Linked DNA regions of Homo sapiens: regions 1 and 2 are each linked to region 3. A link is an interaction called in ENCODE POLR2A ChIA-PET data of the cell type or tissue named here. Cell type or tissue: OCI-LY7. All regions are shown on one strand. Region 1 overlaps CHST11 (carbohydrate sulfotransferase 11). Region 2 has its middle 180 kb from the start of MIR3922. Region 3 overlaps CHST11 (carbohydrate sulfotransferase 11).

Region 1 (4,000 bases), 170 kb before region 3:
CTGGTCTGACAGCAGGTACTTGGCTTTGCTCACTGTTGTATCCTCAGCAACTAGCATGGTACCCAGCACAGAATAAGCACTCAGGGATTATCTGTGGAATGAATGATTGAGTAAATGAATGGATGAATGAATAAGTAGTATTTATCAGACACTTTAGGCTCTGATGATTCAGCGCTGAGCCTGGCACATTGGTCCTGGTCTTCACTGAGCTTAGAGTCTGGGACGGGAGAGGGGTGCAAAGGAAATAATAAGTTATTTTGTCTTTTTGAGACGGAGTCTTGCTCTGTCGCCAGGTTGGAGTGCAGTGGCGCAATCTCGGCTCACTGCAACCTCTGTAGTCAACTAGCTGGGACTACAGGCACGTGCCACCATGCCCAGCTATTTTTTGTATTTTTAGTAGAGGTGAGGTTTCACCGTGTTGGCCAGGATGGTCTTGATCTCTTGACCTCGTGATCCACCCACCTCGGCCTCCCAAAGTGCTGGGATTACAGGGGTGAGCCACTGCACCCGGCCAGAAATAATGGTTTAATCACCACTACGATGAAGGTGAACTCCAGGGTTCCATGAGAAATCAGTTTAGGGAGGTTAGGGAAAGGTACCCTGAGAAAGCAACATTTAAGACAAGGTCTGAAGACTAAGTAGGTGTTGGCCAAGTGAAGTGGAGGTGAGAGGAGGAACACTGCCAGCAAAGGCCACCAAGAGGTTGCAGCAAGAGAGAAAAGGAGGAGGAGAAAGTGGGGTGGAAGCGAGGCATGGAAGGAGGGCAGACTAACGGGATGCGGGGAGTGGATCTCGCAGGGCCCTGGAAAGTGGAATAGAGGATATGAAATGCAACTTCTCCCCTGTAGGGGAAGCCAGCATGGGAGCCATTACCTGGGTCCATTCACCAGGGAGGCACTGGCTGAGCCGGCAGCATCCTGCATGCGGGACTCAGAAAGAAATCAGGGGAGGGGCTAGTGTGAGCAAAGCGCTGGAGAGTATGGTGCCATCACCAAGGTCCCCAAAGAACATGTTTGCTGAAGCCACCATGATGACGAGCTTGATCATGACAGGCAGAGCTGGTGAGGGTGGAAGAAGAGATGATGGCCCCACTGGGAGCCACACCCTAATTTGTAGGTAGATGGATACCCTTTAGGATAAAGAGTGGTGCTCTGTCAACTCATCTTATTTGGTGCTGTTGTTTTTTCTTGTTTGAGGTTTGTTTATCCTTTCATTTCCTAGTTTAATTTCCTTTTAATAAAGCTCTAATCTTGTCTTGGCTCACCTAATGGGAAAAGGGATTAGTCCACAGCTAAGCCAAGGGGAGGGTGGGGGGGAAGGACTTGGAGCCCTTGGAGGCCAGGACCAGCAGGGGAAGGTGAGTGGGTGGGAAGGGCCCCCCAGAGCCCAGGCAGACAAACAGCAAACTCAGAAGGGGCCAAAATAAAGACAACTGCGGTGCCCACCCCCACCTGCAGGTTGCTTTTCCAACAAGCCCAGCTGGGCTTCCAACACAAATATTTCTTGCAAAGCAGAATAGGAGGCCTGAGCTCCAGTCCTGGCCCAGCCCCCTGGCTCTCTGTTGGGTCAGTTCTTTAACTTCCTGAGCCTCAGTTTCCTCACCTGTATGGTGGGGATGAGAATCACAGATTCCACCTCAGAGGATTATTGCCAAGTACCTGGCTCAGAGTGGGTGCCCTCCAACCATGGGAACTATTATTATTAATTTAAAAGTGGAAGGCCGGGCGTGGTGGCTCACGCCTGTAATCCCAGCACTTTGGGAGGCCGAGGTGGGCAGATCACGAGGTCAGGAGATCGAGACCATCCTGGCTAACATGGTGAAACCCCGTCTCTACTAAAAATACAAAAAATTAGCCGGGCGTGGTGGCGGGTGCCTGTAGTCCCAGCTACTTGGGAGGCTGAGGCAGGAGAATGGCGTGAATCTGGGAGGAAGAGCTTGCAGTGAGCCATCATGCCACTGTACTCCAGCCTGGATGACAGTGCAAGACTCTGTCTCAAAAAACAAAACAAAACAAAAAAAGTGGAAGAAGGCTCGCTGCAGTGATCTGTCCTCAGGTTTCATGCAGATAAGCCATGGGCCTGTTCCAGCACAGGGCTGGTCTCTACAGCAAATCCTACCAGCTCTGCTCCTGCACTATCTTCCAGACTGAAGCCTCTAAGGGGTCTCATCCCAACCCTACTTTCAAGGGACAGATCTGAGATGGAGGTCCAGCCAGTCTTCCCCTACCTACACTGGTCAGTCTGCCACCGGGCTCTGAGACAGAACCACCCCAGCTGCACTCTGCCTGCCAGGGCCAGGGCCAGGACTCAGCCAGAGACTCCAAACCTGACCCTCTTCATCGCCTCCCCAGTGCTGCTTCAAGGATTTGAAAACCAGAAGCAGGAAAGCTCCCCTAGAAAGAGGGCATGCTGGCTTGGCAGGATGCCCAGGCAGCACCACGCCAGCTGCAGGGAGCCCAGGTGTGTCTTTTTGGCAGATGCAAGCAGGGCCACTCTGCCTTTGAAGAAAGAGGATTGGCCACACGTTAGACACTGAAGGCAGGAAACAGAATCTGGCCTCAGTGAGGGCTGGAACCAAGGAGAAACCACTTACAAGATGGCTGAGGAAAGACATCAGTAGGGAGGCCACCGAGTGGAATCATAAGCGGTGGAGAGTCAAAAGGCAACCTGAGACGAAATGCAGCAAGTGCATGCGGGAGTCCACCCAGATGCAGGGAAGGTAGGGGGTGTCCAGGAGCTTCCATGGACAGATATCCAGGAGGTGCACGCTGGGAGGGTGGCTGCGGCAGAGATTTCCCAGCAGCCTCTGAGCAGCAATAAGCACAGTGAGGAGGAAGCAGAAGTCCCTCTCTTCAGAGGAAGCAGTTCTCCATCCCGTGAGCCAATCCACAACTGGCCGGACAGCTCCTTGCAGAAACCGTCCAAGAAAAGCAGTCTCCACTAGCAGATAGCAAAGGCAGAGAGACCTAAGAGGTTCCTTTGTTTGCTAACTGCACCCCTAAACTCCAGAGGAAATAAGAAAATTCAAATTGCTTCCTCTTGGTACCAGAGGAATCAGGTTTGACAAGTCTCTTTATGAGATGACAGCTGAGAAATGTTCTAGAGAGGTCCCTTCTTACCCTGGGTTAAAACAGTGAAGTCTTGGCTTTCCAGGAGCTGGAAAACACGCTCATGAGACCCAGACCAGATTCTCAGGCACAACTGATGTTTCCATCCCTGATCTAGAATAAGCCATTCCAGGCAAAGGAATTTTCCAGATAGGAAAAACTCCTCAAGTGCAACAACAAAAAAAAGTCATGAGAACTTTGTGTGTGTGTGTGTGTGTGTGAAGAAAAAGTCTCTGAATGTCCTCTTAAGTTCCTCAAATGGAAATCCCCTAAATGTGCTGGAGTTCTTGAAAAGAGCATATTGGAAGAAATCTGTTACTGATAATCCCACACAAACACGCTACCCACTACAGTGGCACACTGCCCCTACCATGGTACAGAGGGAAAGACTTGGACTTTGAAAACACAGGGTAGAACCCCATCTCTGCATCTGACGTATCTAACCCTCCAAACTTCTGCTTCCTCATCTCTAAAATGGGTGGTGAGGAGCAACAACAAGGTTTGCGGTTTTTTGTTTTGCTTTGTTTTAAGAGATAGGGTCTTGTTCTATTGCCTAGGCTGGAACACAGTGGCACAATCATAGCTCACTACAGCCTCAAATTTTTGGGCTCAAGCTATCCTCCCGCCTCAGCCTCCCACAAGTAGCTGGGACTACAGGCATGTGCCGTCATGCCCAGCTAATTTTTTAATTTTTTTGTAGAGACAGGGGTCTCACTATGTTGCCCAGGCTAGTCTTGAACTCCCAGCCTCGAGTGATCCTCCCGCCTCAGCCTCCCAAAGTGCTGGCATTACAGGTGTGCACCACCATGCCCAGCCTACAACACGGCTTTTTGAGAAGTAAATGAAATGTACAAAACCTGCATGTAGTGGGCATCTAATTGGTATGACAATGT
Region 2 (4,000 bases), 290 kb before region 3:
CCACAAAAAACCTACAGCTAGAATCATACTTCATAGTAAAAAACTGAAGCTTTCCTCTTAACCACTTTTATTAAACCTGGTATTGGAAGTCATAGCCAGTGCAATAAAGAAAAACATAAAAGCATACTTGGGGAATTATAATACCTGACTTCAAGGCCTCCTATAAAGCTATAATAATTAAGGCAGTGTGATATTGGCATAGGAACAGGCATATAGATCGACAGAACAGCAGAGAGAGTCCAGAAAGCAGCTCGCATATATGTGATCACTTGATTTTTGACAAAGGCACCAATGTAAAAATAGTACAGCTCTTTCAACAAATGGTAATGGAACAACTGGATATTTATAAGGTCTGAACTATGACCCTTACTTCATATATACAGTACTAACTAAATGGTCATAAACGTAAATGTAAAAGCAAAAATTATGACACTTCTAAAAGAAAACATTGGATAAAATCCTGGAGACTTTAGGTTGGGTAAAGATTTCTTACACAGGACACAAAAAACCCAGCTGTAAAATAAAAATTGATAAATTGGACTTCATCAAAATTTAAAATGTTTGCTCTTTGAAAGACATTAAGAAAATGAAAAGGGCAAACCACAGACTGAGAGAAAATATTTGTAAAACATATTTCTGATAAAGGATTTATGATTTGAATAAACATTTCTCCAAAGAATATATAGGAATGTGTATATAGAATAATCTAAAGTGATACATACATATAAATATGTAATTCATGTATAAACGATGGAAAGAATCAGAAATGGATCACAAAAATGATTTTGAGTTCAATATTCAGTGGAATATATTTAAATAAAGGGTCTTTTTTACATACAAATATTTTAAGGAAAGCTTAAATTCATTTAAATGAATAATGAATAATCCTTGATTTTGGTGCCAAGATACCAAATTTCCAACATTCACCTCATGGCAACACCCCAAGATGTAAGCTCAAAAGGGAAGACTATAGACGTGGGTATATCACATGAATATAATTTTAGAGTTTGCAACATCTCAAAGAGGAAGGTACATTGACTCTCATCTGGCTAATAATTTATAGCTGTAGGTTTATTTCTGGAAGAAGAATAAAGCCTATTCTTTCCTGATGGAGCAGGGAAACGGGAGCAACTCTTGGTTCTGAAGCAATGACAGGCATTGTTCTCCAAAGCACGCAAATGTCTTTTAAAGAAGGAATTGGCATTTGGATCCTGCTGCCGCTGATGGAGACTTGTGTCTCTGGTGAATAAGAATAGTACAACAGAAGATCATCCTGCTGTTTTGCTGTAGTTCGCCTCATCTCAATCACAGATCTAACAAGAGAATTCGCCTGCTTTCATTCTTTTATAATATAGCTGGGATTCTCTATGTCTGCCAGTGAGGCTGAAGTTGATGGATGCTTGCAGCACAGGGGTGCCTGGCTTTGGGCTGAATGCTGTCAGAACACGCAGAGGCTTGTTTGGAAAAATACAGCTCAGGTGTCAGAGTTAGCATTCTGCTATGGCAGACCCACACAAAAAGCAGATTATTCTATTTTATGCTCCTTGTGCCCCTTACCTGTGTTTCTGTCTGAAAATCCACATGGCTTGTAAAAAAAAAAAAAAAAAAAAAGGCCTGGACTGTTAATTGAGCAGTGTCTAGCTCATTAATAATCCTCTTGGAGCAAGTGTCATGCCAAAGGAGCATGGGGTCTGAATGAACCCTAGCTCTCTCATATACTAGTTTTGCAGTGACTTAACCTCTCTGAGCCTCAGTTGATCCATTTGTAAAATTGGGGTAGTACAAATTCACAATTTTATCTGAAACCCTTGGATCAGATGTGTTTAAGAATTAATAATTCCCCCCACCCCAAATACTGTGCAAATATCATGTATTTCTTAATACCCCAGTAGAATATGGGGCTGAACTCCCATCATAAAACACATGAATATTTCTGCAGGAAAATGCATGAATATTCACAGTAAGTGGGATAAATAAAGACTATAATTAGTCTCATGCTAGCTAAGGTCAGGTTTCTCTGCCAAGTGAGCTTGCTGCAAATCTATGAAAAAACATTTCGTTTTCAGAGTTTTGTGGATTTCAGAACTGCAGATAAAGGGATGTGAAATCATTATATTTGGGCCACTGCTAAGTCACAGAGCTTTTGTGCAAATTTGACAATTCATTTTCTGGGTGGGTACAGCTTTTGGGCCCATAACTTGGCAAGTGGGGTAAGAAAAAGGCATCCAGTCCTTCAGAGTAAATGACAAATGTCAACCCCATCTTGGGCCTACCTTTGTGCAGTGCACAGCCTGCACAACCAGACACAGTGGACCTGATCATACACATCTCAGGGTTGCTGGAAGAGTAAACAGTAATGAAACATGACCCCATCTCCCAAAGCCACAGCTTCTCCTCAGGCTCTCTCTTGTGCTTAGACAGGGGCTTCTCAAATGTGAAGCATGTGAATCACCTGGGGAGATTGCTAAAATGCAGGAAGGCTGGTGTGGGGCCTGAAACACTGGGTTTCTAGCAAGCTCCCAGGTAATTTCCATGTTGCTGGTCTACAAATCACACTTTGAGTAGTAAGGCTCTAGAACCACTCCAACTTCTCCTGGATGTTTTACCTGAACCTTAATTCAGCATGTCTCATAGTTAACTGAGAGCCTTCCCCAAAACCTGTTTCTGCTCCTAATTAACTGATCTCCAATAATGGCCCCACTATCCAGCTATGGTTGCTCAAACTCAATTCGTGGCAATCCTCCTTCCCTTCTTATTTCCCTCTTCCTCACCTACATTTCCATTCAGTTACTAAAAGACATAGGTTCTATCCCAAATTAATATTTCTCCAATGTAGGGCTTTCCAGTCTCAGCATTACTGACATTGTGAACTGAGCAAGTTTTTGTTGTGGGGATCTATCCATAGGAAGGCAAAATCATTCCTGGTTGGGAGCCACTGTTCCAAACCCTCAACTTTTCTCCATCTCTCTAGCTACTGACTTGCATCACTTCTTTCCCAAGGGGAATTTGGTGTTTTGTCTTCATGCATGTGTCAACTATCCCATAACTACCCGTTAACATTTCTATGTTGTCCACTTATGAATCTTAAGAATTCGCATATTCTTGGCATCTTGCACAGGGGCTGACATAGGCAGATGCTTAATATATGTTTGCACAGATGAAGGAATGAATGTATCTCTTGACAGCTGCAGGTCCCTGGGGCTGAGATGGAGGAGGGGAAGTTGGGGAAGCTCAGAGCTCTCAGCTTACAGAGTAAGGCCTAGGGCTGTGTGCAGGGTGCTACCACGCAGAGGGAACTCTGTAGAAGAGACATCCAAAGGTGCCCTAAGACACTCCCACCTGCCATGGAGTCTCTTTCTCTTACCCTATTTTTGTCTGCCTTTCTGTTCTGCTTGGAAATGTCCTTCATTTGGGCCAAATGACTCCAGTCCCACTGCTGCTTGCCCAAGTGCATTGCATGGCAGTGTTGCTGTGTGTACAGCTGCTTGAACACAACCTTTACCCTGAATGGCTGCCCTTGGAACTTGATTTGGGGCTATGTTGGAACCTTAGGCTGGCTTGTTCTGTTAGAGCATCAGAATACTTATGGCTTGTTCTTTCCATTCAGCAGTCTCACAGCTCCCTCTGAGACCCTGATTTGAATTTCACTTTGCCATTCATTGGCTTTTATTGGAAGTCCAAGCTTTCTAAACAGTTTGTCCAAATTTGATGTTCATCAGTCCAGTAGGTTTTCCAAGCTTTTGCCAACTGGGCTAAAGTTTTCATCTCTATCCATGTCTCTTTGTAGCACCATTGGCTTCCAGGTTTAGACTTCTGGCCTCCTCCACTCTTGGTCCACCAATAACGCCCAATTTTAGTGGGCTGGAGAGTCAACCAGACCTGGATCTGAATTCTGGGTAACTTGAGGCAAGTTATTTATTCTAATTTTCTGCATCTTTATGTGTATATTAGTCCATTCTCATGCTGCTAATAAAGACATACCCAAGACTGGGTAATTTAT
Region 3 (4,000 bases):
TCATATATATATATATGGGACCTACTTTCAAAAAAATTCATCCCTAATCCCTGCCACCCAGGAAAAATCTCTTGACCTTCTGGTCTATTTTTCCATGGATATATACATATAAATACATATATATATGCATATATATGGCAGGGATTGGGGTAACTTTTTTTGGAAGTAAGTTCCTTTTTTCAAAATTCTCTATAATACACTTGAATTAATTTCATAATCAGAAATATATATATATATATATATATATATATATATAATGCTGCTTTACTCTGAGGCATCATAGGGCAGGGGAGGGAGATGATGGTGAAGGAGCCAGTGGGGCCACCAACCTTGCCCCTTGATAAATTTTATGCCAAGAACGTGAGCTCTATTAAGATAGGGATCATTGTCTGTTTTGTCCCCTGCTGTTTCCCTAGCACAGGAACAGTCCTGGCACAAACAGTAGCCATTCAACAAATGCTTGTTAAATAACTGAACAAATGACCAGAGCCCAGCTCAAATGTTCCTTCCTCTGTCAAGTTCCCTGACCTCCCCTAAACTAATTACTCTTTTTTTTTTCCTAGCCACCCACAGCCATTATTATAAAGCATTACAGCTAACAATTATGGGTCTGTCACCACTTGCTAAATTGCAAGTTATTTGTAGGCAGGAACTAAGTCTTATTTAGATTTGTCTCTTTGCTCAGATAAATATTTGGTCAATAAATGTTTGAGTGCTGGATGGAGGGGTGGAGAGATGTCAGACAGTTCATACTGCATGAACAGTAATTATTCATTTTAATTATGATTTAACCCTCATGTAAATGTGTATTGATTTTGAGAACTGCTAATAGCATCAGATCTGAGTTGGGAAGAGACCTTAGAAATAGTCTAAATAGTCTAAGTAGTCAACTGCAAAATTGTTGGTTTTAGCCCTGAAATACTTAATTCTAACAAAATTTTACTCAGAACCCAAAAATATGAAACAGATAAGCAAGGAGCCACTCTGATGGGGGTGGGGTTTACTGGGACCCCCTACCGCCGTCCAAGGACCTTCCCCCATGCTTCGGCTTAGAGGAGTAGTTTGAAAACTGCCAACATCTACATTGTTAGTAACACATGTGGGGTCCCCAAAGGGGGCAGAAGAACTGGGACAAGAACCCAAGATCCCTGATGCCCCACCCAATGCCCACCCAATGCCCTTTCTACTTTGTTGGAGTTTTATAACAGATCGAACACTCAGCAATGACCTCTGTGTTCCTAATCCATTCCTTGTTTATTTCCCATGAAAATAAAAAAGGAATGTTGCTGTGACTTTCCAATGACAACATCCTGCACATCCCTCAAATCTCATTTGCAGGAAGGCACTTACTATCAGCCCTGGATTTATTTTTAAAAATCTCATTTTGCTTTTACAGGCACAGGAAACAAAGTCAGCATAAGCCTTGAAAGAATTCTCTGCAGAGTCCCAAGAAAGAGCCCTGAGCTGCTCCCCTCCTGAATGCAATGGATTATCCTAAAGTGAGCAAGGCCACTATTCCGAGTTAATATTTTTAAGCACATAATTGTCGTTCGGATGATGGCTCACACTCTCCCAAAGAAAGCTGTTTTATTACAATTAACTAAAAGATTGCCTGTTCAGTTTCTGATCTCAAACCTGCACTTCCATTTTTGAATAGCAAAATTATACAGAAAACCCTATATATAATGAAACCTTCGCTCTTAAAGGATTTCACTAATTCTTCCAATTGCAAAATAATCCCCATTCCAATACCTTTGCATAGGCTTCCAATAATAAGTACTACCTCAATTAGACCTTCCAATCTCTAATCCCTAAATCTTTATAAGTTTGCAAGTGTAAATCCAGAAACCCTTTTAGCTTGCCTGTCCACATGCCCCCTTTAAAACACGCTGCATATCTGTGATTACATTATATTAGTTTCTTTTTCAATTAAGCCTTTGGAAGAGTTCTCCCTGTCGTGGTTGTAGTGGTCGCGGTGGTGGTGGTGGTGGTGGTGGTGATGATGGTGATGTTTTAACGGAAAATAAAGGGGATCAAAGGTGGTGAGATGCCCCTATGAGAAAACCAGCTCTCAATTATTCATCGACAGGCGTCAAGTGCTACAGTCTAGCAGAGAAAATACAGGCAGCCCTCAGCTTTGTACCAAGCACAATGGCCCCCAGAAGTGACTGTGAAAGCCACAGAGAGATGCCTTTTTACATTGTGTATGAGCTCTACAATAGCCCCATGCCCTCTCCCACAGCCCAGGAAGGGGAGCCTAAAAAAAGAGGCAGTCTTTTGATTTAAAGAGGACACAGGGCGGCATCTTTCAGGGGTACAATGCACTCAGACCCCACACACAGTGAACTTGGGTCTCGCTTCCAGGAGGAAGCAGCAGACTTTGTTCTCCATCCTTCACTGCTCATCTCTAGGGCAGCCCAACAGCTGCAGCCTGACCCGGATACACCCATGAGCTCCCACTGAAGCAAGAAACTCTCTTCCCTGCGACTATTTACACACTTTCCCTTTCTCCTGCCACTGCTTCCAGAGCCCTCTGAGGGTGAAGCTAGGGCACCATTAGCAACTGAGAGACTGAAATTTAACCTCCATGGCCTATAATTTTGGCCCGAGCAATGCAAAACAGAGGAGTTTCAAATCCCACTACAGAGTGCCTTTAAGCTCTTTCTTACTTTGCACTTTAGTCGTTCATGAATAATCTTACCTCCCATTAAATGATGATAATAGAAACGATTTCCAAATGGCCCCGAGTTCATTTTGAGAAAGTGAGTTTGAAACTACTGCCTTTCTAATGAAACAAGAGAGTTTAAATTCAGCTTAAATTTCATCATCTGAAAAACAGGAGACACTAAACCTTCTGTGGCTCCCTGGTACCAAGAATAAAACTCAAACTTTAGAGCATTCAGAGCCATCCAGGTTCACCTCTCCACCCCTGGGCTCCCGTATTCCCAGACATCACTCTCCTCACTGCCCCACTCCCTGCTCTGGCAGGCGTCCTCACCTGGAATGTCTTTCCTCTCCCTTCCCAGATTCCGCCAGCAAATTTCTACTCATCCTTCAGAGCCCGGTGCCAACCTCAACTTTCCCTGGAAGGTTTCCTTCCACCACCACCACCACAACCACCACCATCACCACCACCACCAAAATCAATCACCCTCCTCTCCCTTTCCTTCACAGTTTGTCTCTCTTTGTAACAGCAATCGCATCTGGCCCCATAAGACAGTGAAGTATGTGTGTTTACATCCACCCTAATAGAATGAATGTTCCTTGGGCCAGACTTTGCAGCTAAACGTTGGTATTAGAACCATTTGAAACAAAATTTAAGCAATTCCCTAAATCCTTCTGAGTCTCCATTGCCTCATCTGTAGAATGGAGCTAGTAACAGTTGCTCTTGCTACATGGCAGACTGTGTCAAGATCTCAATAGCACAATCAAGCTTCAGATAGCGACTGATTAACTAGAAGACTCTGAAGATACCTTAGAGGCCTGAAATGACTTTAGAGGGGTGTGTGTGTGTGTGTGTGTGTATAAAACTTTGCAGCCAATATCTTGTATTTAACATGTTGAGCCTTAAGATAATCAATATTATTCCCAAAGGGTATAGCTAAAACCCAGGAAAGACAACATCCCCTTAAGAAAATGGAAGGGGCGGGCGCAATGGCTCACGCCTGTACTCCCAGTACTTCAGGAGGCTGAGGCAAGATCCCTTGAGCCCAGGCATTTGAGACCAGCCTGGGCAACATAACTAGACCCTGTCTCTACAAAAAAAAAAAAAAGAAAAAAAAAATCAAAAATTAGCTAAGTGTGATGGTGCACACCTGTAGTCCCAGCTACTTGGGAGGCTGAGGAGAATTCCTTGAGCCCAGGAGGTCAAAGTTGCAGTGAACTATGATCATGCCACTGCATTCCAGCCTGGGTGACAGAGCAAGATTCTGTCACCATAAATTTTTTTTTTAAATTAGGGTGAGGGGAGACCAAAAAAAGCCCTAGTTCAATGTAGAAA

Evidence for each region. Peaks named below come from ENCODE experiments on the same cell type or tissue, not always from the same donor. Only the 100,000 strongest peaks of a DNase experiment are listed, where the experiment ranks them.
Region 1: POLR2A ChIA-PET joins it to region 3 with 6 read pairs; 2 of 35 experiments call an interaction of 5 or more read pairs at or near these places.
Region 2: POLR2A ChIA-PET joins it to region 3 with 5 read pairs; 4 of 35 experiments call an interaction of 5 or more read pairs at or near these places.

What each region holds. Positions count from the first base shown.
Region 1 is chr12:104,642,965-104,646,964 of GRCh38, reverse strand. All of the region lies in intron 2 of CHST11 (carbohydrate sulfotransferase 11), which reads right to left. Among named protein-coding and RNA genes, the nearest start is that of MIR3922, 53 kb to the right of the region's middle. RefSeq lists enhancers at 2,752-2,801, 3,699-3,748. In OCI-LY7, no CTCF peak of the experiment used is centred here; a DNase peak (open chromatin) is centred at 2,474.
Region 2 is chr12:104,766,599-104,770,598 of GRCh38, reverse strand. No RefSeq gene overlaps it. Among named protein-coding and RNA genes, the nearest start is that of MIR3922, 180 kb to the right of the region's middle. In OCI-LY7, no CTCF peak of the experiment used is centred here; no DNase peak of the experiment used is centred here.
Region 3 is chr12:104,471,915-104,475,914 of GRCh38, reverse strand. All of the region lies in intron 1 of CHST11 (carbohydrate sulfotransferase 11), which reads right to left. Among named protein-coding and RNA genes, the nearest start is that of CHST11, 17 kb to the right of the region's middle. RefSeq lists enhancers at 2,216-2,385, 2,342-2,481. In OCI-LY7, no CTCF peak of the experiment used is centred here; a DNase peak (open chromatin) is centred at 2,404; H3K4me3 peaks cover 1,930 bases; H3K27ac peaks cover 3,311 bases.